Linked DNA regions of Homo sapiens: all the other regions are linked to region 2. The links are chromatin loops, found by intact Hi-C in ENCODE. Cell type or tissue: IMR-90. All regions are shown on one strand. Each heading gives the region's core, and the rest is flanking DNA. Links, peaks and the distances in the headings are about the cores only.

Region 1 (9,730 bases), core at 1-5,000, 120 kb before region 2:
GGTCATGGGAGTGCACAGCATTAGACAGTATTTGGTTCACCCTGTAAAGTAGCCAAGAAAAGATGAGAAAAATCAAGATAGGCCTGGCACACTAGACATTTGCCTCCAAAAGAAATAACCTACAGTCTTAAGATGTATCATAAAAATGTTCTGCCAAGGATCTAAATTACCTTGGGTTTCGCATATGTCTATGAAATTCTGTGATAATTTTTTTCAATACATTGATTCACTGGCGTCTGTTTTCATTTTATACTTTTAATAACTCATCACTGGTGGTACTTTATCTTGAAAAGTAATATTTTTTATATTTTAACATTGGACAGTGTTAGCCAGTTGTAATGATGTATCAGAAGTAAAGAAAAACCCATTAAAGTTATAGCTAATAGATGCTGTTGGGGGTTAAATTAATAGTAAAATAATCCAATATAGCACTTTTGATGATTTTTATATAAAAGTCAACTGTACATTTCATTCAGAATAATAAATACTTATTGCTGCTAAAACTTCTTAAATGGTTGTTTCTGCTATAGTTATTTCTATTGCAGTTCCAAATTGCCATCTTCCCTTGTCTCATTTGCAAGTTCTCAATTGTATTTCTCTCAAATGGACAGGTTCCTTCTTTACTGGAGGATTTTTGTTTTTATCATATTGGTTTTTCATTACTTCTGAATAGTCTTAATTACGTTTACTAAATTCTAAAGGATTTCTGTGCTATTATAATTAGGAAATCAACGTCTTTGGTCAGGAACTTTATAATGTGCTATTAAATGTATATTACATTTTTGTGGAATCAGTTGTTAATTATTTGCTTAACACGTATGCCAGCACCAACTATATGCCAGGCATAATGTAGATTCTCAGGTTTCTTACTCAGTTAGATCTAATACAATGCAAATAAAGTTACTGCTTGAATTCTTCAGTGGACATTGAGCTAGTCCACAGCTAGGACTCTACCCTGTAACTCCAGCCAGAAATACAGCTCATTCATGTAGTTTAAACCACCTTAAGCTAGAATCGAAAGATAGGCATGAAGGTTTCTTAAAACTTGGAAAACAAAATCAGCCTAGCATAGCACACTCATTGAAAGTCTTTCTGTCCAGAAATTTAATTAAACATGACAGGAGCCCTGGGGCCCTTACTACTCCCTCATGCTCAGGTAGTTTTGGTAAGTGGAAACACCCTAAAAATGACTTTGCAGGTCAGATGGTGTCACGTACAGATCAACATTCCTCCCAACCAAATGCAAGTTTAGGGGGCTGTGCTCATTTCAATGCAAGTGAGTCTGTGCCTTCACATGCCTCTTCTCCGTGCAAAGATACTCAAAGCCCACCCCCCACCCCGCCACCGCATTGCTGTATTAAGAAATTACTCAGACAAGGTTCAAGATTCTCCAGTCTGATCCAAAAGGACGTATCCAGTTTTCATACTCACTCTAATCCCCAAACCTCCTTATGAGTTAGCCAGAATAGACTATTCACCATTCTTGCACCCGACTTTGGTTTTCCTGCCTCCATGTCTGTCCAAACTTGTGTTTTCCCTCGCTTATAGTGCCATTGTTTCCTTGATTTTAATCTCCCCAAATCCTGCTTCTCATCAGCACTCAGCTCAAATGCTACCTCTTCCCGGAAGTCTTCCCTTTTATCTGAAAGTAAATGCCCTTTCGTGAGTTCATCTTTTATTCTCTGATGGCATCTTTTATTTTCTGTCGTGTTGGTGGCATAAGTTTTATCCTTATTCCAAAGCTCCTTAGAAGTGTGTGATAGATCCTCTTTTTAACCCTAGTGAAATGCCTAACATAATGGCTTACGGAGATTAAGTACTCAATAAGTACCTAATTAAGGTGCTAAATGAGCCAAAAAATAAAAAATCAGAAAGTGAATGGTTTATCCAGAATTATAGTCCATTCTAATCTCGTTAAAGAAAAAAGTTTAGTTCTCATTTTTCCCCCAAAGAGGCCATCTCACTCTCTATTACACCTCCACTGTAAGCAGCAGTTGGAGGCGAATATTTACTCTCTATTCTTCTCTAGCCTGACCTGGCCTTCAAAATGCTTGAAAAGCAAACTCATGAATTATTTCCGGCCACCAGGGGGCCCCATGCAGCTACTTGAGTCCCAGAAGAAACAGTTCTATGGAAAGACCTAAATTGTAATAACCAAAATGGGATCAAATCTCTCCTAAACGTGAGGAGTTGGTGGAGATTCTCCATTTATCCCACCCTTACACACTTCCCTAAGCCACTTCACAGTGGCTATCTTGGGGTTCTGTTAGTACGGGAAAGACTTGCTCCATTTAGGGAGCTTCTAGTCACATTAAAAGGTATATACTGTTACATAGCTGCACGGCGCAGAGATAGTTCTACACACTGTGAACCCCAACTCCCACGAGGAGAATAAACTCAAATTGGGATTACAAATTATCACAATTATCTCATAAAATGTTTTTATTGGGTAAGGTCTATCTTTACAAATGGTTGTATTATATACAAATATGCAGGTGCGACAGAAAATAAATGAATGCATATAAAATGCATGCATAAATGTATTAAAAAGATAATCTGACTCCTCCCTAGAATATCAGAAACCAGCTATATCACCTAGTGGAATTCCCCCTAAACACAGACATCCCAGAGTGCACAGAAACAACTTTTAACCTTGTTCTGTGCAGCTGGTCTCTGGCCCAGGTGAGAATCATAGCTGTATGGTGGCTCTGCTCCCCATCTTACTCTCTTGGTTAATCTAGGGAATCCTGCCTGGAGAAACTGCACAAGGAGATCACGTGATAGCACAGAAGTTTGAGGCCAAAGGATGAACCCCAGAGAGCCAGATCACAAAGCCTCAAACCTACTTTCCATCACCCGCTCCCCCCCACCATCCCTAAAGAGAAAGAGAGGAATACAGGTGAGAGAGATGTTAAATAGGCGATACATATTCTGGTCTCCAGGCAAGTATTACGGTTCTGAACTTGGAAGATCTTGATATTATAGTGCTCGATAGTGTAACAGCACTCAACTGTACCTGATATTCTTCACCACACTCTGAGGCTGGGAGTATAAGTGTTCACTCCACTTTACAATTGAGGAAACTATAGTTCAGAGAGGTTAAGGGACTGTTCAGCTAAGATCTCACAGCAGGCGAGGCCTAGCACCAGGAACAATAGGTTGACCACACATTGTAGTTGCCCCAGTGTCTTAAACCTCTGGGCTGCTATAACAAAAGTACCATAGACTGGGTGGCTTATAAACAACAGAAATGTTTCTCTCTCACAGTTCTGAAGGCTGCGAAGTCCAATATCAAGGTGCCAGTATATTCCATGTCTGCGGAAGGCCCACTCTCTGGTTCATAAGTGAAGCCTTCTTGCTGTGCCCTCAGATGGTAGAAGGGGCAAAGGAGTTCTCTGTGGCCTGTTTTACAAGGGTGGTAATCCCATTCACGAGAATTTCACCTTCATAACCGAATAAACTCCCAAAAGCCCCACCTCCAAATACCACATTGAAGATGAGATTTCAACATATAAATTGGGGGGTGGAAGGGAACAGACATTCAGTCTATAGCACCCAGTTGTTTTGTTTGTTTGTTTCTTTTTTGAGACGGAGTCTCACTCTATCGCCCAGGCTGGAGTGCAAAGGTGCGATCTCGGCTCACTGCAACCTCTGCCTCCCCGGTTCAAGTGATTCTTCTGCCTCAGCCTCCTGAGTAGCTGGGACTACAGGTGCCCGCCACCACGCCTGGCTAATTTTTGGTGTGTGTTTTTAGTAGAGACAGGGTTTCACCATATTGGTCAGGCTGGTCCCCAACTCTTTACCTCGTGATCCGCCCGCCTTGGCATGCCAAAGTGCTGGGATTACCGGTGTGAGCCACCACGCCCAGCCTATAGCACCCAGTTTTATGCTTAGCCATAACCAAAATCATTTCCAGAATGTCTCTTTAGCAAAAGGAGACAATACAGGTATTACAACATCTACTTTTGAAAAACTCTTGTTAAAGTATAATTTACACAGAGAAAGTTGTACAGCTCAATGAATTTTTATAAACTTGTGGAATTAACATCCAGACAAAGATACTGAATATTGCCAGCACCCAAAAGCTCCCTTTGTATCTACTTTCCATCAGTATCTCTCCAGGCGAAACCACTATGTGGCCTCTAACACCCAGAGTTGTGTTGCCTGTTTTTTAACTTTGCATCAGTGGAATCGTATCAAGTATACTATTTGTTCCTGGCTTCTTCTTGCAACATTATGTTTATGAGCTACAATCTATATGGTTGTACGTAGTTATAAATGGTTCATTCTTATTGCTGTGTAGAATTCCATTGTACAAATACAGTATCATTTATTTAGTCTTTCTACTGTTGATAGACATTTGGATAGTTTCTAGTTTTTAATGACTGAAGATAGTATTTTTGGTAGCCAGCCTCTAACGGTATCACATGATCCCGGACTCCTGGTATTCACAGATTCTGTGGCCTCCTCCCACATTGTCCCAGAGTTGGTTTGTGTAAACAATAGAATATGGCAGAAGGGGTAGTAGTTGACTTCCAAGATTAGGTTATAAAGACATCTTGTTTTTTCTCTCTTTTGATTGCTCCCACTCTCCCTCACTCCCTCTTTCTCTGAGGGAAGCCATCTACCATGTCCTGAGGTCACTCAGGCAGCCATGCAGGGGCCCATGTGGTGAGAAACTGAGGTCTCCAGCCAACAACTAGAGAAGAACTAAGAACTGCCAGCCACTACCTGAGTGAGCATAGAAGTGGATCTTTTCCCAGGGGAGGCTTCCAAGGACTGTGTTCCCGGATGACAGCTTGACAGACCTCATGAGAAACCCATCCAGCCAGGGCTGCACGGTGACTTTATGGGACCTATGCACTTTTGTCTTTGTGGGCCCCTTCCTCCATTACAACAAAAAGGAAGTATCTCACTCACTGGAAGGAGGAAATTGTACTAACAAGCATCGTGGTCCCTAGGCCTGGTGCCTGCCGTACCTAATGGGTACCTTGGCCCTGAACCCAGCTAAGTTATTCCCAGATTCCTCACCCACAGAAACTGTGAGATAATAAATGTCTGTTGTTTTAAGTTGCTAAGTTTGGGGGTAATATGTTTTGCAGCAGTAGGTAGCTAATATTGTGCTATGATGAAATTTGTTCTACATGATTTTTGATGTACGTATGTGCATGTTTCTGCTGAGGGTAGACCTAGGTGTGGAATTCCTGGATTAAAGGACAGTATGTGTTCAGCCTTATTGCCAGAAAGTTTTCCAAAGTGATTGAGTCAGTGTACTCTCCTGCCAGCACTCTTCAGAGTCTGGATGCACTACATCTTCAGCCATTTTTTAGTATTTTTCATCTTTTTTCATTTTAGCCATTTTTATGGGTGTAACATCTGCTTTTAAAGTTTTAAGAAAGGAGACGTAGCACAAGAATGTGGGCTTGATACAGCATAGCAAGTTAGAGATAGGAGAAGGATTTGGAATGGGAAAGTAGGATTTAGATTTGGACTTTGGAGGAGCAAAGCAGCGAAAGAGAAATTCTCGGGAAGTGCTCTGGAGATCAGGAAACCAAACTAGAGACTGGAAGTTTAAGTCATCGCAGTCCCAGCTTCAGCATTTATCAAGCATCCATTATGCTCCAAAGGTCATATTCTGAGCTCCACATGGAATATCTCATTTGATCCTCACAGCAGCCTAGTGAAATAGATACCATTATTGCCTTCATTTCACGGATAAGGAAACTGAGACATAGATGAAGCCATTAAATGAGATCACATAGTGAGCACACTTAGGGCCTGAGTTCAAAATCCAGAACCCACTCACTTAGCCACACTGCCTATCCTGCCTGGTACACAGTAAACTGTCAGTACCTGGTTCTTGAAGGAATGTCTCAAGTAGAAGCTGAGCAACACAGTCTCAGGTGTCTAAGCTAAAGAGTGGGGCCAGGTGGAGTGGCTCACGCCTGTAATCCCAGCACTTTGGGAGACTTTGGGAGACCGAGGCAGGTGGATTATGAGGTCAGGAGTTCGAGACCAGCCTGGCAAACATGGTGAAACACAGTCTGTACTAAAAATACAAGAAAATTAGCCGGGTGTGGTGGCGGGTGCCTGTAGTCCCAGCTACTCAGGAGGCTGAGGCAGGAGAATCGCTTGAAATCAGAAGGCAGAGGTTGCAGTGAGCCGAGATCGCACTGCTGCACTCCAGCCTGGATGAAAGAACAAAAAACTCTGTCTCAAAAAAAAAAAAAAAAAAAAAAAAGAGTAAGGTCAGCAACAGTTTTGAGAAACCCGGACTAAAATTAGAGATTATTATGGAATGATTTGCCATCTGAAGCCAGGATTTTTTCTGACAACCTCCATATATTTGCAGCATTTAACAAATATCAAAACACTCTCTCCTGAGTCTTGTGAGGCTCAGGACCCTAGCCACATCTTCTGCCACCAAACATATGGCTGATGCTTTCATTCTCATCCTCCTTGAGTTTCCCTTGTGGAAAATTCAAGATTCAGATTATAAGCCAGCCTCAGCCTGCCACTAGATGCACAGTGCGAAGGAAGTGCATATTTGGAAACCGTAACACATGTCAGGGGAAATCAAAGAAGGCTTCCTGCAGGTGGTGACTTGATAAGCCCAGGACAGACAAAGGAGTTAACCAGGTGATGGGAATTGAGGAGGAGCAATCAGGAGCACTCACAGATGGAACACCATAAGTGAACATCAAAAGGTGATGGTGAGAGCTAGCCTTCAGCCTCTCCACCTTACTGGGTGAAAATTAAAGAATTTGTTAAGGATATCTATCAACCGCAAAATTCTGTCCAAGCAAAGGGGTTAAATAACTCCAATATCCATAGAGCTCAAACCTATAATCAGATAATGAAATGTTCAGGTTTTTTTTTTTTTTTTTTTTTTTTTTTTGAGACAGAGTCTTACTCTGTCACCCAGGCTGGAGTGCAATGGTGCTATCTCAGCTCACTGCAATCTCTGCCTCCCAGGTTCAAGTGATTCTCCTGCCTCAGCCTCCCAAGTAGCTGGGATTATAGGCACCCACCACCACACCACCACACGAGGCTAATTTTTGTATTTTTAGTAGACACGGGATTTCGCTATGTTGGCCGGCTGGCCTCGAGTTCCTGACCTCAAGTGATCTGACCACCTCGGCCTCCCAAAGTGCTGGGATTATAGGCGTGAGCCACTGTGTCCAGCCAAATATTCAGGTTCTTATATTGCACAAGCACTTGGGGATCATTAATAAAAAAAATTATAACTAAAATCTTTCTCCTCATCATCATATCACATACTATCTTCCTAAAGACACCATAGCACTGTGGTTAAAGTACCTGGGCTTGGAATCCAGCTTTATCACTTACTACCTGTGTATCTCTGCACAAGTCAGTTTCTCTCTGCCTCAGTTTCCTCATTAACAAAATGGGAATAATGTTGGTTCATAATACGGTTGTAGTAATTACTAATTGAGTTAATAGATATAAAGTGCTTATGGCAATGCCTGCTACTCAATACATTAGGTAGGATTACTGTCTGTCTCAAAGTTGACATATGCTTTGAGTGAATCTGTGTGACATATAAAACTACGGAAGCTACAAGAAAATCAGTCAAATAGGACATTAATAGAAAAACAGCAGCTTATGTCACGTGCGAAATTGCAAATACTTAAGCTCATAGTAAAGTCTAGAAAAAAAGTAAATTGCAAATACTGAGAGAAAATTCAAATCCACGCATAGATCAATTTTTTTGGCCAAACTAAAGGTTCTTTGTGTTCGGCATATCTATATCCAAATTTATATAGCTAAAAAATAACTTTGATGCTATCAAACTACCTAGTAGAGGGCCAATTAGCATTTGCCTGGTGCTTTAAGGTGGACATAGCATTTTCACTTGCATTGCCTTGCTATTTCCTTCCAGACGCTCTATAAAATGTTATCCTCATTTTTTGATGCGGTAACTGAGACTTGAAGAGATTAAATGGCTTGCTCATGATCAAATAGTGCATATGTGATAGAAACAATTCACACCCAGATCTAGACCTCTTCTGGCTGCAAATTCTTCTTCTTTCCATTGCAATTTTGCCACTGTCTTGCTAATGCAGGCATTGTAGGTTCCCATGGAATGTCCTCCCTTGGGCCATGCAGTTAAGGATGGTTCATCAAGTCTTGAAACTGGTTGTGTCTACAGCTACATTCTTTCTGATGGTACCAGATGTGAAAAAAAAAAAAAGTTACAGTGGTGAATTAAAATTTGCATCAATATCTATAATACGTGTAGAAATCATGTAGAAAATATAACATGATCATGCAATGTGGTTTTTTACTAACAGGCTCTTGTTGCTTTTGAGGTTTCTGTTATTGTTGTTTGGGGCTTTTCATTTTTGTTGTTGTTAGTTTTTTGTTTTTTGTTTTTTGTTTTTTTTCTGAGACGACGTCTCTCTCTGTTGCCCAGGCTGGAGTGCAATGGTGCAATCTCGGCTCACTGCAACTTTCACCTCCGGGGTTCACACCATTCTCCTGCCTCAGCTTCCTGAGTAGCTGAGACTACAGGCACCCGCCACCACGCCTGGCTAATTTTTTTTTTGTATTTTTAGTAGAGACGGGGTTTCACCATGTTAGCCAGGATGGTCTCGATCTCCTGACCTCGTGATCCGCCTGCCTCAGCCTCTCAAAGTGCTGGGATTACAGGCATGAGCCACCGCGCCTGGCTGTTGTTGTTGTTTTTAATAATAGAAGCTTACATCTCAACAGAACTTAAGAGATGGTCTTGACTGGTCGTTTCCAAATGCCTGCCTGAGTAGTGACTGCATCAGAACTTAAGAGATGGTCTTGACTGGTGGTTTCCAAATGCCTGTCTGAGTACTGACTGCATCAGACTCAACTTAGGTGCTGACCCCAGAAATTCTGGTTCAGTAGGCTCAAAGTAGGATAAAAGTAATAATATTTTGAGCATAAAAGTAATGGGAGTAAAACCTACTTTCTGTTCATATCCCCTTCCTTTCCAAGTTAATCACAAATTTTCATGGGCCATAGCCTCATGTGTATTCTAGTCTTATGGCCTTAGTTGTGGTACAACATTGGTACCTAAATGAATCAGCGATAATAGAGACTATTCATGATCCAGCCACTCAGGAGATAGTCACATCTTAAAAATACCCTCTGCCTAAGGAATCCTGAAAAGTAGTGGGCACAGAGAAGAAAACCAAAACAAGAGGAGTTGAGAAAGCCCTCTGTGTTGTTTTAACATGGAGTGGATCATCCACTGTTGAGCAGCCGTGGATCTGACACCCATTACTCACAAGTTCTCAAGCGTTTTCAATGGGAAGTGTAGGCCATGTCCAAAAAAAATAGAATGACACTTTTGCTCCATCTCAGCCTCCTATCGAGAAAAGCAAACACAGAGGATTTTCCATTTCAAGTTCAAATACAGAATGGATTGCTTCTTGTTTTGCTTGACTAGAGTAGTTGATGAGGGTTCAGAGACTGGCAGCCTGCCAGTCATAAATCAGTTGTGATCACATTGTGGTATGAACTCAGAAAAACAAGTAGACAAGAGTAAAGGGGTAGAGCCAGAAAAATTGTAAGTATAGAGAAGATGTGACTGTGATTATGAGTATTTCAAGTGCCCAGCACGTGGATAGAGCATATTGCCTTTCTCTACCGAGTGGCTAATTCAGAGACAAAACAGGTATTTGGAGACAGAGTTTGTGTTGCTACACTTCTCCACAACTAGGCCCTATAATAA
Region 2 (10,026 bases), core at 1,774-6,773:
GACATATTTTCTTGGCTTCCCACTTCATATCCGCCCTGAGAAGAGAAAATTGAGGACACATGTTGCTGAGGCCCCACAGTGGATGTAGCTGACCATAATGTTGCCAGGTCCACTGCAGAAATCAATGTTGCTGACCACAGTGGAAGCCAAGTACCCAGGGCAGGGGGGCTGACAATCAAGTGACTCAGAGTCAAAGCTCTGTCCCCAAGAGCCCTCCAAGCAAGAGAGGAGGCAACAAGTGTTTGTTCTGTTGCGAGCAGGTATAGAGTGCTGGAGGGTGCTAATATTAACACAGATCATTTGGAACTAGAAAATGCAAGGCAAAGGTCCTGATCCTCCATCCTACAGTGAGGCATACTTTCCCTTAATGTCAAATCAGAATTTTCTATCTCCTATCTTGCTACTTTAGGAATCGCAGTCTTTTATCATGTTCCCCACCCCAAGTATTTCTGAGAATCCCTGAGGCCTGTTGGGCTGCCCCACAGGTCCACTCTGTTTGTCAGCTCAGTCAGTCATCTGAGATTGGACCAGCTTTTTGTAGACTCTTCTTACTATCTCATGATCAAACTTCTCAAGACTCATCATCCCCAAAATGGACAGTTATATCTCTTAATTACCCAAGCACAAGAAAGCCACTCTGTAGTATGTAATGTTCCTTTATTGAAGGCATTGGGCTCTAACAGAAAGGAATTGAAACAGACAAGAAGGAAAGTAAATGCTGGATCTGAATATGGCTATTCCCAATATCCACAATGGTCACCCACACCATTCCTTCTGCTTTTGATCATGTTATAGGGGTCAGTTACTTCCCCTCATAAGACAGCTGTCAGGTACATCTTCATTTCCTGGAGCCCGGACCCCCAAATCCTCTGAGTGGTTATACATAGCCCCAAAGGAAAAATAAACAATCTCAGTGATGTTATCCTAAACACAGTAAAGATGACCTTTTATACGAAGAGCACAGCAACATTGCATCCCATTATCCAGAACATCCCATTGCTGAACAGAAAGGCAGGCTCAGCTCTAATTTTCTGTTACAACAACAGTAACAAAAGCAATAATTATAATAGGAGCTATGGTTTATTGAATTTCTACTCTATGCCAATAACAGCACTAATGACTTATATGTTATTTCTAATATTTACATCAATATCAAGGTTAGGTATTAGTCCCATTTTATTCTAAGAAAGCTAAGGGCCGGGCGCGGTGGCTCACGCCTGTAATCCCAGCACTTTGGGAGGCCAAGGCAAGCGGATCACGAGGTCAGGAGTTTGAGACCAGCCTGGCTAACATGGTGAAACCCCGTCTCTACTAAAAATACAAAAAAATAGCCGGGCAGGGTAGCGGGCGCCTGTAGTCCCAGCTACTCGGGAGGCTGAGGCAGGAAAATGGCGTGAACCTGGGAGGCGGAGCTTGCAGTGAGCCGAGATCACGCCACTGCACTCCAGTCTGGGCAACAGAGCAAGACTCCATCTCAAAAAAAAAAAAAGAAAAAGAAAAAAAAATAAGGAGAAATAAAGTAAACTGTCCAAGATCAAACTTTTGGAAAAATTAGAAATAAGATTAAAATCAAGATATTTCAAGACGCTGAACCAGTATGATGGCTGACTCCTTCCTCTGAAGTACTGAAGAGGGAAAATACCTAGAAATTTGTCAAGAGAGCTGGAGTTATACTGTTTAGGACTGGTGTATGAGTGAGGCTTTGACTTTGAATAGAAGGAATAACGGCATACATTGGGAGAGTACAATAAGATAGGAACTCTTGGTGTTTTCCTCTTGCTCTTCTCTGTTGCTGCCTCGGACAAACAATTTCTGTCCTCATCCTTATGGCTCTCAGCTCTGGTCCAGGTGTGCAAGGTAATACAAACAAAGGAGTGCAGAAGATATGTATTTGTGAGGCATTAAGAAAAACAGGTAGAGACTAACCTTGAGCAGAGAATCCCCATTCATCCCCTTCCAAACTCTTTAAGACTGATTAGCTTTTACAATCTCAGGATGCTACTTCCTCTGGGCAAAGAATGAGGCCTTGACCTAAGGGCCAGAAGTAACTAATTGGTTTTTCTGTACCTGGCCTTCTCCCATGGCCATATTTAGGCATAGTGGAAGACTCTCTGGCATTTTTTAAATAGCATCAATTTCTATCTTATAGCCCCTGGGAATTCTCTAACCCACCAGAAATTGGCCACTTCTTGGAGGAGGATGAGAAATGAGCCACATCGTTTTATTAATAGATGTGAAAACCAAAAGGAAAGCAGGTTTCATTAGCCGTGGGGGGAGAAAAGAAGCATATACTTCAAGAATAAATACATGTGAGTTTAAGATATCAGCAGACATTCCCCCCTCCCTCCCACCACCCACCCCGTCCCCCACCTACCATGCCCAAGGGCTTAGCTCCCTAACCTGAGCTAATTAGGGCTGCTGCAGCTTAAGATCTACCCTTCTCGACAAAGTAGCCAATATCTCCTGGGGAAAATGATCTCACAAAGCAAAATAAAAATACATTTGAAAAGCACAACTATTTTAAATAAAAACAACTTACGGGTTACATATGGTGCCAAAGAAGAAACATTAGAACCGAAAGAGATGATAAAAGTTACAATTAATAATAGATATAAAAAAACCTAGTTAAAATAAAGAAAAAATCAAACAAATAGCATGAATTAGCTAAGGAATAGATTCAAAATGTGAAAAACCGGATTGAGAAAAATCTCTCAAAAGGAAGGATAAAAAGGCAAGAAAATATAAAACATAAAAGAAAATCTAAGAAGTGGAGGGAGAGCAAAATACAACTAGAATTAGTAATATGAGAATAATAGAAATCCCAGAAAGAGAAAGCAATAATAAGAAAAGAAAACATTTGAAGAAGTAATGGAGATAAATTTTCCCAAATAAAAGAAAAGAAGGAAGAAGAGGACACTTTACAGTAAAAGAGTCAGATAATTCCAAAGAGGAGAATAAAGAAAAACCCACATTAGACATCTTATTAAAAAATGTAAGAATATCAAAGGCAAGGAGAAAGTTACAAAAGCTCCTAGAGAATAAAAAGCAGATCCTGCAATACTGATCGAGAATCGGATTAATTTCAGATGTTTCAACACCAACACTAGTAACAACCAACAGCAAAAAAAGAATTTCTAAAAATAGAGTAGTATTTTTAAGTATTGGGGGAAAAATGTACTTAGAGCAAGAAGTTCATATTCAGCCAAACTGTCATTTAAGTATGACAGGATGCTAAACATATTCTCAGGCATACAAATCCTCAGAGTGACACAAAAATATTCATACTGAAATAAATTTTGTATTAAGTATTTTAATTAGAATACAGAACATTCCAGGAGATGGCACAGATTTATATAAAGTAACGACCATCTAATACCTTGGTAGATTTTGATGTTACCTTAAAAAGTAGCTATAGAGTGATATCAGCAAGATGGTGGAATACGAAGCCCAAGACCTCACTCCCCAACAAAAACCTTGACTCAACAACAATACATGCTCCAAAATGCCTTTATAAGAATGCCGGAAACCAGTTAGGAAGATGCAATATCCCAGGCAAACTGAAAGCCAATAACATCTCCCCTGAAACAGGTAAGAAAAGCTATTTCATGTCAACTGCATCAGACCTTCCCCAAAGCTAGCACAGATCATGATCAAAAGGAAAACTCCAATATATAGCTTCTCTTTGGGAAATAAAAGAGAGGAGTGGAATGCACATTCAACATTTCAGCTTTTGAAGGGAATGCCTGGACTGGTTTTTGTCTTGCCTAGCACAGAGCATTGATGGGGAAACCTACATACTTTGGATTCCTGGTAGCCTCTGAGAACAAAAGAGAGCTCAACAACTTAGAAGCAGCACCAGAGAACTTGCAATACTGCAGACAGAGCCAACATAGCTCATCAAGATAGGGAGAAAGTACCAAGATCATGGCTTTTCCCATAGGAGGAAAAAAGGAGAGAAATGTGTGTCCAACCTTCTGGCTTTTGTTGGGGGCTTCCTAAGAAACTGATTTCTGTTTCACCTGGCTCAAAGCACTGATGGAAAACTGGCATATTTCAAAGTCCTGGGGGCCATTGAGAAGAGAGAGAGCTCAGTGGCTTGTGGAAGTGCCAGAAAATTGCAGTGCCATAAACATCCACCAGAGTGAGTAAGAGACTACAGCTCCTGAAAAACCAGCAAACCTATCTAATTGAGAAATAAACCCAGAGAAAATGCATCCCCAAGAAAGGTTTGAAAGACCTCTGGAACCTCCAACCAGGCTGACTGATGAATGTCTTCTTCTATGTGAAGCCAGTCCTTAAAGACTGGGAGAGGTGGTTATTTTTTTTCAAATGCAAAATCACAACAAAAATTACAAAGCACACAAACAAGGAAACATAACCCAATCAAAGAAACAAAAAAACTCCAGAGACTGACTCTCAAGAAATGGAAATCTATGAATTAGCCAACAAAGAATTCAAATAATCTTCTTAAAGAAGTTTGATGCATTACAAGAGAACACAAGTAACTAAACAAAGTCCGAAAAACAGTGCATGAACAAAATGAGAATATCAAAATAAGATAGAAACTATAAAAAAGAACAAAACATATTGGAGCTGCAGAATACAATAACTACATTGAAAATTTTACTACAGGGTATCAATAGCAGACTTGATCAAACAGAAAAAAGAATTAGGAAACTAAAAAACAGTTCATTTAAAATTATAAAGTCCAAGGAACAAAAAAAAAATAATGAAGAAAATAAAAGAAAGCCTAAGGGACTTATTGGACACTATCAAGCTGACCAATATATGAATTATAGAAGTCAAAAAGTGAGAAAAGAGAGAATGGAGCAGAGAGTTTACCTGAAGAAATAATCACCCAAAACTTCCCAAATCTGAGGAAGAAAGTGGATGTCCGAATTCAAGAAGTTCAAAGGACTCTAACTAGGATGGACCCAAAGAGGCCCATGGGAGACACGTCATAATAACACCTTCAAAAGTCAAAGACAAAGACAATCTGGAAAACAACAAGAGGAAAGCAACTTGTCATTAAAAAGTGAGCTCTCATAAGGTTATCAGCAGATAACTCAGCAGAGACATTTTATAACAGAATGGAGTGGCATGATATAGTCAAAGCACTAAAAGAAAACAAAATTACCAAAGAATTCTACATCTGGGGAAACTGTCCTTCAAAATGAAAGAATAAGACCTTCCCAAATCAATAAATGTTCAGGGAGGTCACCACTACACCTGCCATATAAGAATTGCTAAACAGAGACCTTCAAGTTGAAATAAAAGAATGCTAACACCAGCAGCACAAAAGTATATGAACATTTAAAGCTCTCCATAAAGGTAAATATATAAATAAATACAGAAACAAATTGTAATGCTGGTGTATAAATCACTTTTAATTCAGGTATAGAATTAAAAGAAAGCATATAAATAACTAGCTATAAAACTATATTAATGAATATAAAATATTAAAATATGTAATTTATGACATCAATAGCATTAATGGGTGGTAGAGAATGAAAAGGAGTAGAGTTTTAAATTCTATTGAAGTTATAATCAGTTTAAAATATATTTTATAACCAGAAGACGTTTTATGTTATCTCTATGATAACCACAAGAAAACATCTATGGAATATACACAAAAGAAAATGAGAAAGAAATCAAAGCATGTCACTACAAAAAAATCAATGAATCACAAAGGAAGGCAGCAAGAAATAAAAATGGAGAGAAAACTCCAAGACATACCAAAAACAATAAAATGGCAATAGGAAGTCCTTCTTTATCAGTAATTGCTTTAAGTGTAAATGGATTAAACTGTCAAATTATAAGACATAGAATGACTGAATAGTTTCTTGTTTAAAAAAAAAAGATCCAACTATATACCCTCTACAAGAAACTCACTTTAGGTATAAAGACATACATTGGCTTAAAGAGAAAGGATAGAAAAGGTATTCCATGCAAATGGTAATCAAAAGAAAGCAGAAGTGGCCATATTTATATAAAAAATAGACTTTAGTCAAAAACTGTCTAACAAGAGACAAAGAATGACATTATATAATGATAAAGAGTACATTCACTAGGAAGATACAGCTCACAGTAGAGTACCCAAATATACGAAGCAAACACTGACAGAATTGAAGGGATAAATGGACAATAACACAATAATAGTAGGATAATTCAATATTCCACTTTTAATAAATGATAGATCAACCAGACAGAAGATCGACAAGGAAATAGAGGACTTGTACAAAATTATAGACCAAATGAACTTAACAGAAATATACAGAATATTCCATCCAACAGCAGCAGAATACACATTCTTCTCAAGAACACATGGAACATTCTCCAAGTAGATCACATTTTGAGCCATAAAACTAGTCTTAACAAATTTAAGAAAATTGAAATCACACCAAGTATCTTTACTGACTACAATGGAATAAAACTAAAATTTAATAGCAAAAGGAAAACAGGAAAATTCATAAATATATGAAAATTAACACACTCTTGAATAATCAAAGAACAAATCAAAGGGAAATTTTAAAATATCTAGAGACAAGTGACAATGAAAACACATTACACCAAAACTTATGGGATGCAGCAAATGTACTCCTAAGAGGAAAGTTTATAATGTTAAACACCTATATTAAAAAAGCAGAAAGATCTCAAATCAACAACCTAACTTTTTAACTCAAGGAATGAAAAAAAGAAGAAAAAAATAAAACCAAAGAAGGGAAAAAAATAGCAAACATTAGAGCATAAATAAATGAAATAGAAAAACATTAGAAAAATCAGTGAAAATAAGAATTAGTTCTTTGAAAAGATCAACAATATTGGAAAATCTTTAGGAAAACTAAGAAAAAAGAGAAAAGATTAAAATAACAAAAAGGAGAAGACATTACAACTAATGCTATAGAAATAAGAAAGATCATAAGACTACTATGAGCAATTATACAGCAACAAATAACCTAGAATAAATGTATAAATTTCTAGAAGGATGTAATCTACTAAGACTAAATAATAAAGGATTAAAAATCAGAACATACTTATAACAAGTAAGGAAATAAATCAGTAACCAAATCCTCCCAACAAAGAAAAGTCCAGGATCATAAGGTTTCATTGGAGAATTCTGCCATACATTTTAAAAATTAGCACCAATTCTTCTCTTAAAAACAAAAAGATGAGGGAACACTTCTATGAGGCATGCTATGAGGCTAGTGTTAGTTACACTGACACCAAAATGAGACATAAATACTACAAGACAAGAAAACTACAGACCAATACCCCTGATTAATGTTCATGTAAAACCCTCGATAAAATACTAACAAAGAAAATTCAACAGCATATTTAAAAATTATAACTTATAATCAAGTGGCATTTATTGCTGGAATGCAAGGATGGTTCAACATATGAGAATCAATCTAATAACCACATTAATAGAATGAAAAACAAAAACCACATAATTATATCAAATTGATGCAGAAAAAGTTTATGGCAAAATGCAGTACCCTTTTATGATGAAAAAAAAAAGCAATTAACAAATTAGGACCAGAAGAAAAACTGAAAACTCCCCCTTTACAAAAAGGAACAAGTCAAGAATGTCCACTCTCAACACTTCTAGTCAAACTAGTACTGGAAGTCCTAGCCAAAAACAATTTTTTTAAAAAATCAGGCAAGAAAAGAAATGAATAGAATAGAAATAGATAATGAAAATGTAAAATTATCTGTATTCTCATAATCACAGATGACATGATACTATATGTAGAAAACCCTATAGATTTCACAAAAGACTGTCAGAACTATTAAATAATAAACAAATTCAGAAAAGTTTCAGGACACAAAAATCAGTTGTGTTTCTATACACTAATAATGAGCAATCCAAAAAAAAATTAAGCAAACAACCCCATTAACAATAGCATCAACAAAAATGAAACACGTAGGAATAAACCTAAACAAGTAGGCAAAAGACTTGTACACTGAAAACTACAAAACATTGCTAAAAGAAATTCTAAAGACACAAATAAATGGAAAGACATCCACTGTACATGGATTGAAAGACTTAGTATTTTTAAATGTCCATATTACTCAAAGCAATCTACATATTTAATGCAATCTCTATCAAAATTGCAATGGTATTTTTGTAGAAATAGAAAACAAAAATTCTAAAACTCCTGTGGAATCTCAAAGGACTCTGAATAGAAGAAATAATCTTGAGAATAAAAACAAAGCTGAAGGCCTCATACTTCCTAACTTCAAAACACAAACCTACAGTAATCAAAACGGCATGGTACTGGCATAAGGGCAGACACATAGACCAACAGAACAGATAAGAGAACTCAGAAATAACCTTCACATATATGGTCAAATGATGTTCAGCAAAGGTGCCAAGGCTACACGATAGAGAAAAGATAATTTCTTCAACAAATGATGTTGGGAAAACTGTATAACCATGTGTATGTCCTTGCCTTACACCATATATAAATACTAACACAAAATGTATTGAAGACCTAAACATAAGACCTGAACCTATACAACTTCTAGAAGAAAACAGAGAAAAACCTTCATGACTTTGAATTTGGCAGTGGTTTCTTGGATATGACACCAAAAGTAGAGACAACAAAAGCAAAAATAGTCAAATAAGACTACATCAAACTTAAAAACTTCTGTGCAGCCATGGAAATAATCAGCAAAATGAAAAGGCAACCTATGAAATAAAAGAATATATTTATAGCCATATATCTGAGGCAGATTGAGTATATCTTATTTGAAATGTTGAGACCAGAAATGTTTTGAATTTCAGATTTTTTGAGATTTGGGAATATTTGCATTTACATAATGACATATCTTGGGGATGGAAACCAAGTCTATATATGAAATTCATTTACATTTCATACGCACCTTATACACATAGCTGGCAGGTAATTTTATACAATATTGTTAATCATGCATGAATCAAAGTTTTGACTGGTTTTTGACAGTCACCAGTCACATGAGGTCAGGTGTGAACTTTTCCATGTGTGACACCATGTCAATACTCAAAAAGTTTCAGATTTTGGAGCATTTCAGATTTTGAGTTTTTGGATTAGGGATGCTCAACCTGCAATAGGTTAATATCTAAACATATTTTAAAACCCCTGCAACCCAGCAACAACAAGAAATTCGATTAAAAAATAAGCACAGGGCTTGAAAGAAGATAAACAAATGAACAACAAGCATATGAAAAGATGTTCAACGTCACCAATCATTGGAGAAATGAAAATAGAAAGCACAATACTATATCACCTCATATTCGTTAGGATGGTCATTTGTTCTGTGGTGAACATGTCTATGCAAACCTACCTCCAAAAGACTGAGGAAGCTGAGAGGCTGAAGAAAGAGGCTGACATATCCAGTTTCTCAGAAAGAAACATTTAATAGGGATTTACAATGCCATGTCTGTGTCTCAGGCAGCGAGACAAGATGGCGGATCCTGGCACCATCTCTTTTACGATCCAGGGCTTATGTACCATAAAAAATGGTATTCATGGTTCAGAAGAGATGTGTAGGGCAACTGAAGTATGATAACATCAAGGTTGTTTAACCTAAGAGCAGGCTTTACAACAAGTACATGCTCTTACACAAGGAACAATAGATAAAATGAAAATTTATGAGGCCTTCCCAGAACTGGAGTTAATCAGAAGTCAACATGGCAGATTAGCATCCAAGATGCAGTTGCTTTTGCCCCCATGTCATTAACCACAAATAAGCAAACCAAACAAACAAACAGAAAAGAGAAAATAACAAGTTTTGGAGAAGATATCAAGAAACTGGAATCCTTGTGCATTATTGGTAGGAATTTAAATGGTCACTGGGCATGGTGGCTCACGCCTGTAATCCCAACACTTGGGAGGCTGACGCAGGTGGATCATTTGAGCACAGGAATTCAAAACTAGCCCATGCAACATGGCAAAACCCCATCTCTACTAAAAATATTAAAAAATTAGCTGGGCCTGGTGGCATATGCCTTAATCCCATCTACTCAAGTGGCTGGGGTGAGAG
Region 3 (10,026 bases), core at 2,003-7,002, 76 kb after region 2:
AGGCTGGAGTACAGTGGCACGATCTCGGCTCACTACACCCTCTGCCTCCTGGGTTCAAGTGATTCTCCTGCCTCAGCCTCCTGAGTAGCTGGGATTACAGGCGCCCGCCACCATGCCTAGCTAATTTTTGTATTTTTAGTAGAGATGGGGTTTCACTCTGCTGGCCAGGCTGTTCTCAAACTCCTGACCTTTTGATCCGCCTGCCTTGGCCTCCCAAAGTGCTGGGATTACAAGCGTGAGCCACCGCGCCCAGCCTCTCCTGCATTTTTAACTGCGTCTGGGGCAGTCTGTATTAATTAGCTCTACAATCTCTTAGATTCCCATCCCAGTTGCTAAAAGGGAAACCTTCTGCCTCCACCAATATTTCAATTGCCAAAGGAGGACCATAGGGCGTAGTGTGTAAATGGCAGAGAGGAAGGTGAAGTCCACATCATTCTGAGTTCCTAGAGCAGCACCAACTGTTTTCACATCCCTGGGCTGGATTGATTTGTAATCCTCCTCTCTCCTACCCTCGACCTTTACCACCTCAGTCAATCTCTGGAAGCCAAATTGGGTTCCTATCCTGGCTACATACAATCCATTCCAAATGACCTTTTGCCAAATCCCCATGGAGTTTAGAGATCCTTCTGGGGATTTTTAAAGCTTTGTTGTTTTCAGATCAAACTTTCTCTTTTATTTCTCTTTCCTCGCTAGGGCTTAGGAGGAGAACTCAGCTTTCAGTTTGATGGTGAAATATTAGTTAAACACATCATCCCCAAAGGGATGTATTTGCATCTTCTATGAACGATGATGGAAACAGTCTCAGTTTATCAGCAAGATGGCTGAGGATGCACTTACCTAAATGAGCAATGAAGATTCATCTGCTACAGCTGAACTGTATTTGCATAGGCTAACTTATTGAGAAGGAAAAGTTAGGTTTCAGTATTATATAAAATGTGTTTGTTTTGTTTTTTGTTTGTTTGTTTTTCGGACAGGGTCTGGGTCCATCACCCAGGCTGGAGTGCAGTGGTGCCATTGCAGCTCACCACAGCCTCGACCTCTGGGCTCAAGTGATCCTCCCTCCTCAGCCTGCCAGGTAGATGGGACTACAAGCACGTGCCACCACATCTGGATACTCTGTGTGTGTGTGTGTGTGTGTGTGTGTGTGTATTTTTAGTAGAGATGGGGTTTCACTGTGTTAGCCAGGATGGTCTCGATCTCCTGACCTTGTGATCTGCCCGCCTCAGCCTCCCAAAGTGCTGGGATTACAGGCGTGAGCCACCGTGCCAGGCTCACATCTGGATACTTTTGTATTTTTTGTATAGAGGGCATTTCACCATGTCACCCAGGCTGTTCTTGAACTCCTAGACTCAAGTGATCCACACATCTCAGCCTCCCAAAGTGTTGGGATTACAGGCATGAGCCACTGCTCCCAGCCTGGATATATAGTATGAAATATTTTTAATGGTAAATTAATTATGAGTTGTTGGGCAAAATTTGGCTGCTTATTTGTAAAACAAACTAGCATTTTTTAACCATATTCTGCTTTGTATTGTCTCTGTATGAATATCTCTTTTATACTGCAGCAAGAGGAAACCTGAGAAGGATAGTTCTGTCACCTCCATTTTTTCTTCAGAATAAATGTCAACATCTATGAGTTCTTCTTTACACAAGTTTAAATAGTTGGTGCTAGACAGACCCAGAACAAACATCTGAAGGAATCCCCTGAAAATATGAGGTCACTAATATAAGTGACTTATCCAATGTCACACAGGCAGTTTGTGGCAGAGCTTCAATTCTACCCAGATTTCCTGGTTCTTCATCCAGAGCTCTTTAGCTACTTTTCTGTATATGCAAATTGCATTTTCTTCCAACTGTCTTAGCAGAAAGAGTAAAAACAATTACGTTATAGGTTTAAGACTTCCTTGAGGCTGGTGCAGTGGCTCATGCCTGTAATTCCAGCCCTTTGGGAGGCCTAGAGGGTCAGATCATCTGAGGTTAGGAGTTCGAGACCAGCGTGGCCAACATGGTAAGACCCCTGTCTCTACTAAAAATACAAAAATTAGCCAGGTGTGGTGGGAGGCATCTGTAATCCCAGCTACTCAGGAGGCTGAGGCAGAACTGCTTGAACCCGGGAGGCAGAGACTGCAGTGAGCCGAGATCGTGCCACTGCACTCCAGCCTGGACAACAAAAGTGAGACTCCAACTCAAAAAAAAAAAAAAGAAAAGAAAAGAAAAAAAAAGACTTCCTTGAATAGCTGTGCTTGTGCTTGGTGGTGTGCGCCTATAATCCAAGCGACTTGGGAGGCTGGGGCTGGAGGATCACTGGAGACCAGGAGCTTGAAGCTGCAGTGAGCTATGATCGCACCACTGCACTCAGGCCTGGGTGACAGAGTAAGTCCCTATCTTTAAAAATATATATTATATGAAATTGAAAAAAAAGAACTTCCTTGAATAATCCCACCCACCTGTGTTGTTATCCTGGTTAGTAAATAATCGTGAGCAATGGTATTGATTTATGTGTTCACATAGGCAACAAGCATTTGTCAGGCATTTATTATTGTGCCTCACATGAGGCTAGGCAGTTGGAGAACAATGAGATAACACAATGTAGATTTTTAAGGGCTTCATATTGCAAACCGTAAGACACACTAAAATAATGGGTAATATGTGCTCTAATCCTGGCATGTGAAAAGTTCTGGAATATAAAGGAGAGAAGGCTGAAAAGTGAAGGGTGCAACCTAAGACTCTGACCAGTGACTAGGAGTTTTCCAGAGGAGGAAGAACGGGAAAGGCATTTCAGGAAAAGGCCAGCATGAACACGCATATGAAGCTGCACGCAGGTGCAGAAAAAGGGGTAGGTGTTAGTCTTCTGGGGCTAAGTAGGCAGACCCTGGTTTCTGCCACCCCTGCTAAGTTTAATGCTTTCTGACGACAGACACAAGGTGTTCAAACCTAAGTTGATAGTTCTCTTCTCCCCTGATCTGCAGAGTGGCAGCCTATTTTTTCTGACTGTAAAATGGACTACAAGAGAAAATTCCTGCTCAGAGGGTGCCCTCTCTTGGTAAGCGTGCACATGCAGTGTTTCTCTCCAAGAAGGAAAAGGATACTTCAAATTGCCTATAGTGTCACCCTCATGCAAACCTATAAAAAGAAGGAAAAAGATACTTCAAATTGCCTATAGTGTCACCCTCATGCAAACCTATAAAGAAAACACAGTTTCCCTGACAGGTCACTTTAGTTGACAATAAGAGTAGATGTGAGGGAAAGAGCCACAGACTGAGAAAAACTGGATCCCACAGGCCTAGCGACCTGATCATAAAATCAGTGGATTGCGCCAAATGTTCTTAGTCCCTCCTTTTTCTGATGTACTCTGACTTCTAGAAGCTATGGCTCACTAGATCTTGGCTAAATTTAAAATTCTTGCTACTTAAACCATATTCTCAGAAGTTAAGGACTCTGAGGAAACCAGAGAATCCCCACCAGGAGAGAAATATTGTTTCTGGCTGTGGCAGCTTTCATCTCTGAATGTTCCTTAGCAGCCAGAGATAATTGGTCCATATAACTTTTCCTTTCTCTTTTTCTCACATTCTAGCAGTAAAAATCCTTTTTGAAGATGGTCAATAACATGAGGACATAGAGCAGAATCACATTCTGTTTCTACAAAACACCCCCACCACCATTTTAAACTACAAATCTGCCAAACAAAAGATCATCCAAAAGACACTTTTTGAGTGCATTGCAGAACTGGGAGGGTATCTTCTTCCGAAGTAATTTCATTTTTCAGGCTTGCAATAATAAAATGATCTTAAGAGTGCTGAGAGCCAACAGCTGAGGGGAGTAGAGCCACCGTTGAGCCCTGAGGCTTGGTGGTATCCTGGGATTTGGACATTCCCCACAGATAATTCCAGCAAATGCATTATTATAGGGGAAAACAGTTCCTTGAAGTGGGGAAGGAGACTGAGAGTGTGGGGAGGGGAAAGAAATGAGCCAGAGGCAAACTGTGTGTGGTCATGTGGGAAAAAATTAGCTTATTTTTTCTGTTGTCGCCCAAAGAATGTCACTGGTGATATAAAGAAGTGGAAAATGAGAAAACTCCATGATCATCCAAAAGCCATTATTGTCCATTTCCTGATCCTGATGGGAAGGAAAATTGGACCATAAATCTTAGACTTACACATGGTCATGGTCTCTTAATGCCCTCTGCTGGCGAGGAGGCAGACTGCAGCTGCCTGCACTGTGTTATAGTGGACAAACTGCATAGTACCTCTAGGCTTCATTTCCCTCATCTATAACATGGGGATAATAATAGTCTTTCTCGGCCGGGCGAGGTGGCTCACACCTGTAATCCCAGCACTTTGGGAGGTCGAGACGGGTGGATCACCTGAGCTCAGGAGTTCAAGACCAGTCTGGCCAACATGGTGAAACACCATCTCTACTGAAAATACAAAAAATAAAAAATAAATAAATAACCAGATGTGGTGGCGCACACCTGTAATCCCAGGTACTTGGGAGGCTGAGGTGAGAGGATCGCCTGAAGCCGGGAGGTGGAGGTTGCAGTGAGCCGAGATCGCACCACTGCACTCCAGCCTGGAGGACAGAGTGAGACTCCATCTCAAATAATAATCATAATTAATAATAATAATAGTAGTATTGCTCTTAGAGAAACGTTGTAAAGATTAAAGGAACTAACATATATAATTCATTCAAAATGGTGCTAGCTATAAATTAGAATGGCCTTGTTGGCCACATTTGTTTCCTTTCTCTATCTCCAGTTTTTTGTTTGTTTTCCCAAATCAAAACAAATCAATTACAGCTCTGTAATTGGTGTGGTGGCTCACGCCTGTAATCCCAGCAGTTTGAGAAGTCGAGGCAGGCGGATCGCTTGAGCACAAAAGTTCGAGACCAGTCTGGCCAACATGGAGAAACCCCATCTCTACTAAAAATACAAAAATTAGCCAGGCATGGTGGCGCCTGCCTGTAGACCCATCTACTCAGGAGGCTGAGGCTGGAGAATCACTTGAACCCAGGAGGCAGAGGTTGCAGTGAGCCGAGATCACGCCACTGCACTGCAGCCTGGATGACAGAGTGAAACCCTGTCTTAAAAAAAATCAATAAATGTCTATCACACTTTCATTATGTACAAAGTATCATATATAGTAGATATTTTGTCCCTATCCTCAGTGAATTAAATCTATTTTGAAGATGCAACACAAAACTGGTGAAAAGTTAAATCTTAGGAAGATTTGTATAGAATATTCAGTCATCAAAAGAATTTTAATTGGGAAGTACATTATTAATTCTAAATTAGTTGTGCATACAATGAAATTTTCAGAGGAGAAGGGTAATGTAAAATGTTATGGGGGAGGTAGGATTTGGACTTGGTATTAAAGATGGATTTTAGGTAAGGATGAGCAAAGAAGGCATAAGAAACTAGAACAGCAATCAATCAATCAATTAATCAATGAGGCAAGGTAATGGGAAGGAGAGTTAAGGAAAAGTGGAGAGACAAGGGATGACACAGTTTTTCCAAATATATGTGAATAATGAAAATAAAGCTGAAAAGTAGGTTGGTGCTAACAGAAGGCTAAGCTAAGAACTAGCACATCTCAATGTTACAGAAGAAAGCCTTCTGTAGACAGGGGAACATATATAAAAGGAGGTACAGTATAGAAGTTACAGGTGCAGGCTCCATTGCCACTGCCTAGATTCAAGCCTTGGCTCTGCCACATAAAAACATACGACCTTGGGCAACTTCCTCAACCTGTCTGTGCCTCAGTTTTCTCATCTGTAAAATGGAGGGATAAACTTCCATAGAGTTGCTGGGAGGATCGGATGGCTCAGTGCATGTAAAGCAGTTAGAAGAGAACTTAGCACATAGTAAGCTCTCAGTCTATGTGAATTATGATGATGACAATGTAATGATAGCCCACCTCTTAGGTGATCCTTCACTATTCCAGGATTGAAGTCAATCCTAGCTTTATACAATTGCTACTAGTAATAGGGCACTTTTTTCACTAGCTTTATACAATTGTTACTAGTAATAGAATACCATTTTCTCTTAGTAATAATGGACTTCCTGAAACAACTGGACCCTTAGAAACTTTTAGTGAACTAGAGAAATGCAAATCAAAACCACAATGAGATACCATCTCATACCAGTCAGAATAGTTACTACCAAAAAGTCAAAAAATAACAGATGCTGGCCAGGTTGCAGAGAAAAGAAAACGCCTATACACTGTCGGTAGGAGTGTAAATTAGTTCACCTATTGCAGAAAGCAGTGTGGTGATTCCTCAAAGAGCTAAAAAACAAATACCATTCAACCCAGCAATCTCATTACTGGGTATATAACCAAAGGAATAGAAATTATTCTACCATGAAGATACATGCTGTGTATGATCACTGCAGCATTATTCAAAATAGCAAAGACGTGGAATCACCCTAATGTCCATCGATGACAGATTACATAAAGAAAATGTGGTGCATATACACCACAGAATGCTGCATAGCCATAAAAAAGAATGAGATCATATCTTTTGCAGAAACATGGATGGGGCTGGAGGTCATTATCCTTAGCAAACTAACGCAGAAACAGAAAACCAAATAATGCATGTTCTCACTTATAAATGGGAGCTGAATGATGAGAATTTATAGACGCAAAGGGGAACAACAGACACTGGAGCCTACTTGAGGGTGGAGAGTGGGAGGAGGGAGAAGACCAGAAAAAATAACTATTAGGTACTAAGGTTAGTACCTGGGTGACAAAATAATCTGTACAGCAAACCTCTGTAACATGAGTTCACCTATGTAACAAACCTGCACGTGTACCCCTGAACCTAAAATAAAAGTTAAAAAAAAAGAAAAGAAAAAGAAAAACTTTCTTAGGAGGTTAGATATTAATATGTTATCCTCAAAACTTGAAACAATTTTTCTGAAAAAAGAAACTTTTAATGAGCTTATGTTTTCCATTCGGCTTCATATAAATAGAGCCAGGCAATTTGAAAGCCCAACTCAAAATATTACTTTTCCCTGAAGCTGGATGTATTAGTCGGCCGAGACTGCCATAACAAAATACCAGATATTAGGTGCCCTAAACAGCAGAAACCTATTTTTCTCACAGTTCTGGAGGCTCTGGAAAGTCCAAGATCAAGATGTCTGCAGGTCTGGTTTCTTCTGAGGCCTCTCTCCTTGGCTTGTCTATAGCTGCTTCCTTGCTTTGTCCTCACATGTTTTTTTTTTTTTTTTTTTGAGACGGAGTCTCACTCTGTCGCCCAAGCTGGAGTGCAATGGCACAATCTCAGCTCACTGCAACCTCCGCCTCCCGGGTTCAAGCAATTCTCCTGCCTCAGCCTCCCAAGTAGCTGGGACTACAGGTGCGTGCCACCATGCCCAACTAATTTTTGTATTTTTAGTAGAGACAGGGTTTCACCATGTTGGCCAGGAAGGTCTCGATCTCCCGACATCGTGATCTGCCCACCTCAGCCTCCCAAAGTACTGGGATTACAGGCATGAGCCACCACACCCAGCCCCTCATGTGGTGTTTTTGCTGAGTATGCACATCCCTGCTGTCTCCCTGTGTGGTCTCATTTCCTCTTCTTCAAAGGACACCTTAATGGCCTCATGGTAACTTAATCATGTCTTTAAAGGCCCTATCTCCAAATACAGTCACATTCTGAGGTTAGGGATTCAATATATGAATTCTGGAAATCACAATTCAGCCCACAGCATTAAACTAGGACCTCTTTCCTCATTATAATATTTCTCTAATCCCCTGCCAAGATCTTTTTTTATCACCATTATTTCCTAATATTGGAAGAGATGTGTTTGTGAACGGCTTATTCATTCCCCAAATATATATTCAATGCTTAGAATGTGCCTGCCATGCTCTGGGCCCGTGTACAGGGATACAATGAATACAACAAACTTCCTGCCTTCATGGAACTTACTTTCTAGAGGGGAGAGTCATATCACAAACAAAATGCATGACAACACTAAGAACATGTCAGATGGGGACAAGTGCCATAGAAAATAAGCAGAATAAAGGAGAAAAGGAGTGGCCCAGGGATGGAGGTGACATGATTTGGCTGTGTCCCCACCCAAACCTCACCTCAAATTGTAATAATCCCCACATGTCAAGAGCAGGGCTAGGTGGAGATAATTGAATCACAGGGGCAGTTTGCCCCATACTGTTTTCATGGTACTGATTAAGTCTCATGAGATCTGATGGTTTTATAAATGGGAGTTCCCCTGCACAAACTCTCTTGCCTGCCTATATGTAAGATGTGAATTTGTTCCCCATTCACCTTCTGCCATGATTGTGAGGCCTCCCCAGCCACGTGGAACTGTGAGTCCATTAAACCTCTTTCCTTTATAAGTTATCCAGTCTCAGGTGTGTTTTTATTAGCGATGTGAGAACACACTAATACAGGAGGTTTTTCTTTTATAAGGAATGGTCATGGAAAGCCATAAAAGTCATAGTTGAGCAATGATCTGAAGGAAGCAGGGAACCAGCTATGCAGATAATCGGAGGAGAACATCTCATGTAGATAGAACAGGTACTATGCAAGTACTATGATCCTGAAATGGTAGTGGCTTAGAGTGTCCAAAAAACACCGAAGTGGCTAGAGTAGAACAGGTGAGGGAGAAAGTATTTGAAAATGAGAGGACAGAGGTAGGTTAGCCAGCTTGTGCAGTGCCTTACTGCCCGTGTAAGAATGCTGGCTTTTGATGGAGTGAAATGGGGAGTTATTAGAAGGTTTTGAGCAAAGGAATAACATGGTTTGACATGTGTTAAAATGCTCACTCAGGTTATTGTGTTGAAAATAGACTAAGTGAGGGGTGGTGGAGAAATCTAAGCAGGTATGCTAGTTGCATTAATCAAGTTGGGAGGTAAGAGTGGGTTGGCAAAAAAAAAAAAAAAGTCAAAGCGGTGAAGATGGTAAGAGAAGTTTGCATTCCCAATATATTTTAAATGTAGAGCCCCCAGGATTTTCTGCTATTCCATATGGTGCTTGCACCTCCCTCTCCGGATTGCTTTCAGCATCCTGACAATTAACACTGTCAAAGTTTTAGTTGCATCTGAGCATTCTCTACATCTTGGAGGCAAGGATACATCTAAAATCCACGCATGTCCTCCCAAGTCCAATCTACACATCAAATAAATGAACACTAACATTATATAAATCCTACATAGGAAACTAGAGAAAGATAAAGTAGACATCTTTATTCATCTATACCCTAATCACAGGTTATAAAAAGTCCAAAGCCAAAAGGAATGCAGAATGCCTCCAGATGGTATGATATTCAGATAAGGAAATACAGAATGTCATCATGGGTGTGAAACATTTCTAACCAGAAAAGGGAACAAGAGCAGCAGAAAGGAAAGCAGACCAGGGAAGTGATCACATTTGTTATCCCTAAAACAGGGTAGCTAGCATGATGCAATTATTTTTTGTAAGGGTTCTTGTCAATACTTTCAAAAGCAAGCTACAAAACTCTTCTCTCTAATTGCTGAAGTTAAGAGGAATTGGTGTCATTTTTGTTTTCCTTATTTAAGACAAAGAAGTTAGCCTAGCTCTACTCATCTTTTCCTTCCTTGCTTTTCTTTCATACATTCTGAGATGTTAGGTCAAGATTTTTTTTTTTGAGATGCAATCTTGCTCTGCCACAAGACTCCAGTCAAGCTGGAGTGCAGTGGCACAATCTCAGCTCACTGCAGCCTCCACCTCCTGGATTCAAGAGATTCTCCTGCCTCAGCCTCCCAGTGGCTGAGACCACAAGGGTGCACCACCACGCCTGGCTAATTTTTGTATTTTTAGTACAGACAGGGTTTCACCATATTCTCCAGGTTGGTCTCGGGCCTCAGGTTATCCACCCGCCTTGGCCTCCCAAAATGCTGGGATTACAGGTGTGAGCCACAGCACCTGCCGGTCAAGATAATTTTTGTTAAGTAAAAGTTATTATTACTACTATTGCAGTGGCTTCCCTCTTATCCACAGTTTCACTTTCCACAGCTTCAGTGAACCTCTGCCAAACACAATCTGAAA

What was found. A loop is a pair of places that touch in the nucleus more often than their neighbours do. Peaks named below come from ENCODE experiments on the same cell type or tissue, not always from the same donor. Only the 100,000 strongest peaks of a DNase experiment are listed, where the experiment ranks them.
Region 1: a loop joins it to region 2, with 4 times the contacts of the local background. A loop is called at or near these places in 12 of 110 quality-filtered maps.
Region 3: a loop joins it to region 2, with 13 times the contacts of the local background. A loop is called at or near these places in 59 of 110 quality-filtered maps.

What each region holds. Positions count from the first base shown.
Region 1 is chr17:55,710,687-55,720,416 of GRCh38, reverse strand. It overlaps TMEM100 (transmembrane protein 100), which reads left to right. Exons shown (of 2, transcript NM_018286.3): 2 at 1-790. Among named protein-coding and RNA genes, the nearest start is that of TMEM100, 7.3 kb to the left of the region's middle. In IMR-90, for the core only: a CTCF peak has its summit at 2,081 (motif pointing right); a DNase peak (open chromatin) is centred at 2,086.
Region 2 is chr17:55,596,073-55,606,098 of GRCh38, reverse strand. No RefSeq gene overlaps it. Among named protein-coding and RNA genes, the nearest start is that of SMIM36, 90 kb to the right of the region's middle. RefSeq lists a silencer at 3,677-3,971. In IMR-90, for the core only: a CTCF peak has its summit at 4,142; a DNase peak (open chromatin) is centred at 4,138; H3K27ac peaks cover 199 bases; H3K27me3 peaks cover 159 bases.
Region 3 is chr17:55,520,732-55,530,757 of GRCh38, reverse strand. It overlaps a transcript of SMIM36 not described here. Among named protein-coding and RNA genes, the nearest start is that of SMIM36, 14 kb to the right of the region's middle. In IMR-90, for the core only: CTCF peaks have their summits at 3,046 (motif pointing left), 3,578 and 4,185 (motif pointing left); DNase peaks (open chromatin) are centred at 3,017 and 4,177.